Linked DNA regions of Homo sapiens: region 1 is linked to region 2. A link is a contact called in ENCODE Hi-C or POLR2A ChIA-PET data. All regions are on one chromosome and are shown on one strand. The core of a region is the stretch at or near the end of the contact, and the rest is flanking DNA. Distances in the headings are between cores, read along the strand shown.

Region 1 (3,520 bases), core at 1,008-3,507, 3.1 Mb after region 2:
TGTGGTGGCAGGCGCCTGTAATCCCAGCTACTTCGGAGGCTGAGGCAGAACTGCTTGAACCCCGGAGGCAGAGGTTGCAGTGAGCCGAAATCACACCACTGCACTCCAGCCTGAGCGACAGAGTGAGACTCTGTTTCATAATAATAATAATAATAATAATAATAATAATAATAATTAATAAATGAAAAACACCCAACTGTGCACCTTTCCTAGCTCTCTTGCCATCCACTCTTTCCCAGTGCGGAGCAAGAAGTCCTCCCCTGGGCTCACAGACACGGAGGGCTCCCACAGGAAAATGTGTTCTGGGAGGCTTGGGACCACCCCTCACAGGTGTGCTTCTCTTGCTGCCATTTTCCCCCAGGTGCTGCTGGAGTTCCAGAGCTACACCTGCTCAGAGAACAATCTGGGGAGGAAATGTCCCAGAAAGAGGCAGCAACTTGCGGGAGGCCACACAGCAATTTTGTGGGAGTGGCAGTCAGGCCCCGGGGCCCGAGGACAGACATAGGAATTCCCAGGCCAGGCCTCCTCCTGCAATTCCATGGCCTGTGATCCTCTGTCCCAAACGCCACACATAATTAGAAGTTATAATCCTGTAATTCCATGATGACATCTTTAAACTTAAATATACCTCAAAACTACTTTTTTTTTTTTTAATGCTAAAAGCAACTTCACAAAAAAGAAGTTTTCCCACTCTGCCCCACACTGTCCTGCCCAGGGCTCCTCACCAGTGAGCAAAGCCCACAGTCTCTCTGTGTCACCTGGGAGAAGGAGGAAGATGCCAAGACCATTTAAGAACTGGATCCTAAGGCTTTGAACAATTAAGAATTGATTCGTTTATGGGAAAGTTTCACTTCCCTATTTATAATTATGCACTGTCGTATCTATTATAAAAACGAAAATCAACAACAATCTCTCCACCCTCTCAGTGATCCCTGGCCAAGGGCCAAAAGCTATTTTTAGACTTGCTCAGGACCTAGAGGGAGGAAGGCTTGGAAGGCATCACCATGACTCCCGGCTCCAAAGCATCTTTGTAGCCCAGGCCCTGCCGCCTGCGGGTATCCCAGGGCCCCTGCTCCACAGGCTGGGGTCGCTTTTGAGGGACTGAGCTCCCTGACTGTTATCTTCTGGGCCCAAGAGCTCCTGGACATGCCAAGAACCTGCGAGGCCGGCACCCGCCACCCGCCGCCCGCCGCCCGCCGCCCGCCGCCAGCCCCCGCCAAGTCTCCCGGACAACAAGACAAATCCGCTTTGGCACACAGTGAGACGCACAAGACCGTGGGCCTCACCTGCGGTGCTCACGCCCTCCTGGACGACCCGGAGCGGAGGAGGGTGCAACGCCGGAGGCTCCCTCCCACCAGCAGCTCTCCCCTGCTCCCTGAAAAGTCCCACAGGCGGACTTTGGAAGCATTTTGGAGGCAAAAAGAGACCGCCGGCCGGGCGCAGTGGCTCACGCCTGTAATCCCAGCACTTTGAGAGACCGGGGCGGGAGGATCCCTTGAGCCCAAGAGTTCGCGACCAGTCTGGGCAACACAGCGATACCCCAGTTCTACAAAAAATTAGCGTGGCGAGGTGGCGCGCCTGCAGTCCCAGTTACTCGGGAGGCTGGGGCGGGAGGATCGCTGGAGGCCAGGAAGTCGAGGCTGCAGTGAGCTATAATCGCGCCACTCTACTCCAGCCTGGGCGACAGAGCGCCTAAAATAAATATGAGACCGCCAACACGCCTGGGATGGTCTGTCTCCACCCGCGCTCCCACCAAGCGCTCTTGCAACGCGCCCAGAGGCCAAGGGCGCCAGCGCAGCCAGGAACGGGTCCTTTCCCCAGGCACCAGGGATCGCAAGCGAGGGGTGGCGGGGGGTGGGAGGGGGGAGACCCAAGCACCCCTCCAGGTCCTCCGCCCGCACCTGCGCGGAGCGGCCACATGCGCCTCCCCTACTCCCCGCCCAGTCCCGGATGCCACCTGCCCGGGACGCCGGGGACATCGCCGCCCCCACTCCTCCCCGCCAGCCTCCGTCCGGCCAGCGCCGGCCCAGTGCGCCCCCTCCCCCTCCCGGCCTAGTGGACCCCGACTGCGCGCTCCCACGGCCCCTGCAGGGCCCGGGGGAAAGGAGGTCTGGAGCCCGCAGGTCCCCGCCCGCCCGCCCGAAGCCGCCCACCTTCCGAAAGTAGCCGTCGTTCTCCTTCTCCAGCGGCTGGGGGGCCGCGGGCAACAGCGCGTCGGTCATGCTAGCGGCGCGGGCGCGGAGGGCGGACGGCGGACTGAGGCGCGGCGGCTGAGGCTGGCCCGAGAGGACGTGCGGCCCCGCCCCTGTCCCCGCCCTTCCCCGCCCCTCCACTCCCACCCCGTCCCGCGGCCCTTCTAGCCCCGCCTGAGGCCGAGCACTGGAGCCCTGGAGACGCGCCCCGCCCCGTCGCGGGCCCCGAACCCGCGCCCCTTGAGGCGCTCGTCACCCGGAGAGCTGCGCCCTGGGCGCGGCGCCTCGGGGTTGTCTGTGGGCGTCGTGGCTGACTCAACTTTGCGAGTGCCGCGAGAGCGCAGGAAAGGCACTGGGGTCTCAGGGGCCGCAGCGAAGCCCTGGCTGTGGACCTGCACCCTGCCCTGGAGCCCGGGGAGTCAGTGAGGAAGGCGTGGATCCAGGCGCGTCCCTCCTGGGTGAAGCCCGTGCGCCGCGGGGGAAGGGGCCAGACTCGACGCCACGTCGAGGGCGCGGCGGGAGCTCTGGGCCCTGGGCCCGGCGGTTTGGAAAAGCTTTTCCCAAGAGGGGAGCCCATGGCGGAGGGAGCGTTGACTGCCCCGCCGAGCGCCTTGCCCGGACTACTCGGGCTTGTTGGCATGGGATCAACTCAGCCGATTCCCTGTCCGCGCTGCAAAGACGAGTGGGATCCGCTGGGCTCGCGGACTGCCCTGAGAGAGGGGACCAGGAGGGGTTTTGCGCCCCAGACACGGCAGATGTCCTTGAGCACAGTTCTTTTTTTTAAGAGATGGGACCTCGCTCTGTCGCCCAGGCTGGAGAGCAGTGTTGCGATCTCGACTCTTTGCAGCCTCGACCTCCCAGGATCAAGCGATGCTCCAGCCTCAGCCTCCCAAGTAGCAGGGGCTGCAGGCGCGGGCCAACGCGCCCGGCCTTTTTATTTATTTTTTTTATTTTTTTATTTGAGACGGAGTCTCGCCCTGTCGCCCAGGCTGGAGTGCAATGGCGCGATCTCGGCTCACTGCAACTTCCGCCTCCCGGGTTCAAGCGATTCTCCTGCCTCAGCCTCCCGAGTAGCTGAGACTACAGGCGTCCACCACCACACCCAGCTAATCTTCAGTAGAGACAGTTTCACCTTGTTGGCTAGGCTTGTCTTGAACTCCTGACCTTGTGATCTGCCCACCTCGGCCTGCCTCCCAAAGTGCTGGGATTACAGCTTTTGTTTTGTTTTGTTTTGTTTTGTTTTTAAATAGATGCGGGGTCTCACCATGATATCAAGGCTGGCCTCGAACTCCCGACCTTAAGTGATCCTCACTCGTCTCGCTCTGTCG
Region 2 (3,296 bases), core at 697-3,196:
TTGCACTTCCTGGCCAAGGGGATAGACTGATTCCTTATGGGAGCACTTTTGAAGAATGAGGAAGAACCTTCTCAGGAGAGGCGTGGTGGCTCTTGCCTGTAATCCCAGCACTTTAGGAGGCCAAGGCGGGTGGATCACTTGAGGCCAGGAGTTTGAGACCAGCCTGGCCAACATGGTGAAACCCTGTTTCTACTAAAAATACAAAAATTAGCCAGGTGTGGTGGCACGCGCCTGTAGTCCCAGCTACTCAGGAGGCTGAGGCAGGAGAATCGCTTGAACCCAAGAGGCAGAGGGTGCAGTGAGCCAAGATGGCACCATTGCACTCCAGCCTGGGCAACAGAGGAAAAAAAAAAGAACCTTCCCAGAAGCCTCCAGGAAGTCTCTGTTTGGACGACATCGCACACCCATTCTTGAACCAACTATTTAGAAGGGAGATGCATCACCCCCTTTGCCTGGAGCTAGGGGGTGGGTCAGCTTCCTACAGGCACAGGACTATGTGGTCGCGGGTTAAGCCCCTAAACGAGGGGAAGTGGGGTGGGCAGCAGCCGATCTCCATTACAAGGGACAAGAGTAGGGGCAGCAAGGCCAGATCAATGGTTGCTGAGGTGGCTGGGGATGGAGAGAGGATGGTGGTGGTAGAAGAGATGGTAACAATGGTCAGGTCCTGGCTGTTCCAGAGGTGATGATGGTTGGATATGCAGTGAGGAAAAGACAGGAATGAACATTTATCTTTTCCCAAGTTGTCCTTGCTTTCTTCCTTTGAAGCCATAAAAAGGAAAAAAAGGGTGGATCTGGACTTGGGAGCTGGGCAGGAGTGAGGGAAGAGAAGCAGAGCAAGCAGGCACACCAGGCTGTGACTCTGCAGGCATCTCTCTGCCTAGACTTGTCTGTATGATGTGGAACGAACACGACCCATCTTTACTGCTAGCGACTGCAGCAGATAAGGCAAGGCCACTTTCACGCAGTTAGGTTAATAGGAGGCTGTACAAAGGGCTGTAGGAGGAAGTGGGCACAGGAGTTCTAAAATAATTGGAACGGCCAGGTGTGGTAGCTCACACCTGTAATCCTAGCACTTCAGGGAATCCAAGACAGGAGGTTAGCTAAGACAGGAGGCTCGCTTAATGTCAAGACCAGCCTGGGCAACATAGGGAGACCCCGCCTCTACAAAAAATAGAAAAATTAACAGGATGTGTTGGTGCGGGCCAGTGGTCCCAGCTACTCCTGAGGCTGAGGTGGGAAGATCGCTTGAGTCTAGGAGTTTGAGGCTGCAGTGAGAAATGATGGCACTACTGCACTCCAGCCCGGGCGACAGACCAAGACTCAGTCTCTTAAAAAAAAAAAAAAAAAAAAGAAAAGTGGGGGCAAAGTTATCCTTGGAAAATTTCTTAGTCCATTCATAGCAGCATATTAAAATTAGTACAGTAGCTTAATTTATATAAGAGAAAATACAATGTGTACAGTAATTAATGAACATGCAAAATATAATTGTATATTTCAACTCACTAAAAAGGCACAGAAAGAGTTGAATTTGCTAAAATTAAATGTGCTTATGAAACAGCTCTAGTACATGAATTAAGCTCCTAGATACAGATGCAGCGCCAAACGACGGGGAGGGAGATGGGGCACTCAAGGCGACACGCGGCTCTTGTTGCCGAGCGTTTCCTGGGCGTGGAGCTTCTATAGAATGTAAGCTTTTTTTTTTTAAGGTTCCAAAGCCTATATTTAGTGCTTTCATATACGTAATCTCAAAAAAAAAAAAAGAAAGAAATATCGGCATAAAATGTAAGCTTCCAGAGGGATACAAACGCAGCCCAGCGCGGACACCGCCAGCCCCAGCCACGCGGTTCGCATCAAGCGCACTCCCCTGGGGGCGGGGCCTGCGCGAGCTGGGCGTGTCGGGGGCGGGGCCTGCGCGCTTGCTTCCGGCGTGCCGCGAGAGGCGGGGCGTGTGGGGAGGCGCGGCCGCCACGCGACGCCTGGCTGGGCCCGCACCGGAGAGGCGTCTCGGTACCTGGCAGGCGGCCTGCTACTCGGAGCCCGCTGCGGGGCGGCGGCGGCGGGGACATGCACGTGTGAGATGCGGCAGCGGGCGGCGCGGACGCGAACAGCAGCGGCGGCGGCGGGCGCGGCCTCCTGGGCGCGGGGCGCGCGGTGCCTGAGGGCGGGCGCGCGGGCGCTGGGCAACTGCCGGCCGCGCCGCCTGCGCAGGCGCTGGTTCAGGACTCACACGCCGCGCTGAGGCCCGCGGGCCCGTCATGGAGGCGCCCACCGTGGAGACGCCCCCCGACCCCTCGCCCCCTTCGGCCCCGGCCCCTGCCCTGGTTCCGTTGCGCGCCCCGGATGTGGCGCGGCTGCGCGAGGAGCAGGAAAAGGTAACTAGCAGCCCCGCGCCGCTTCCGCCTCCGCCCGCCGGGCTGCCCCTGCCTGTGCTCTGGGCCGCCGCCCCGCGTGGCCTAGGCCCAGCTGCCCGGGCCCCCGGAGGGAACGGGGATAAACTTTTGTCACGTGCTTCTGTTGTCTTTGTCTGCAGCCCTTTGACTTCGCAGCGGAGTGAGGGGTGTGCAGCCCGTTCGCCTGCCCAGGAAAGGGGGCTTCTGAGCTGAAGGCGTGCGGCAGCGCGTGGGAATTTGGGGGCGGGGGCAGCACGCTGTCAACGGAAGCGTTCGCCTTAATATTTGTAGCTTGTAATGACCTAAACATTGCTTAAAATGTGTACTGTTTGTTGCTCTTTGATTGCACGGAAAAGTTTTACCGCGTTTGTCATGATAATGCTTCCTGTGCAATATTTGGTTATTTAATATTTGTCACAATATAATGCCATTTAAACATTAAAAAAAAAAGAGAGTCTCACTATGTTGCCCAGGCTAATCTCGAACTTCTGGCCTCAAGCGATCCTCCCCCTCCTACCCTTCCCCACCTCGCCTCCCAAAGTGTTGGGATTATAGGCCTGAGTCACCGCACCCGGCTCATTTTTACAAATTTTAATTTCATCGTATAATAAATGAGTTTTAAACTACTGGTGAAAAGGGTACAAAGTTTTGTGTTTCCTAGTGGGACTTTATATAAAGAAGTATTCCCAATTTAAGAAATAGTTTTATTGTTAAATCTGATTTTTCTGTGGATTCTGTGGTCTTTCAGATTGATTCTGTCCCCTCAAGTGTCTTGAAATTGTTACTTTGAAAAGCAGTATTTAATTTGCTTAAAATATTTTATGTCATGTTTGGAAGAGCATGGATTATAAAGGGTTAGGAAGTTGCTTCAACACTATAAGCAGTTTAAAAGTTCTTAACTTTTTA

The links. A loop is a pair of places that touch in the nucleus more often than their neighbours do. ChIA-PET counts read pairs that join two places held with the same protein, here RNA polymerase II (POLR2A).
Region 1: a loop to region 2 is called in a map of sciatic nerve, with 20 times the contacts of the local background. The contact joins the promoter of RHPN2 here to the promoter of URI1 in region 2. A Hi-C loop is called at or near these places in 1 of 168 maps with a recorded cell type or tissue (sciatic nerve). POLR2A ChIA-PET finds 5 or more read pairs at or near these places in 1 of 52 experiments (MCF 10A).

The regions. Positions count from the first base shown.
Region 1 is chr19:33,062,631-33,066,150 of GRCh38, forward strand. RHPN2 (rhophilin Rho GTPase binding protein 2) reads right to left here and starts at 2,258. Exons shown (of 15, transcript NM_033103.5): 1 at 2,154-2,258. The coding sequence starts at 2,222. RefSeq lists enhancers at 952-1,580, 2,793-3,292 and silencers at 1,866-2,085, 2,146-2,645.
Region 2 is chr19:29,940,293-29,943,588 of GRCh38, forward strand. It overlaps URI1 (URI1 prefoldin like chaperone), which reads left to right and starts at 1,947. Exons shown (of 11, transcript NM_003796.3): 1 at 1,947-2,372. The coding sequence starts at 2,256. RefSeq lists an enhancer at 1,693-1,782 and a silencer at 1,803-2,472.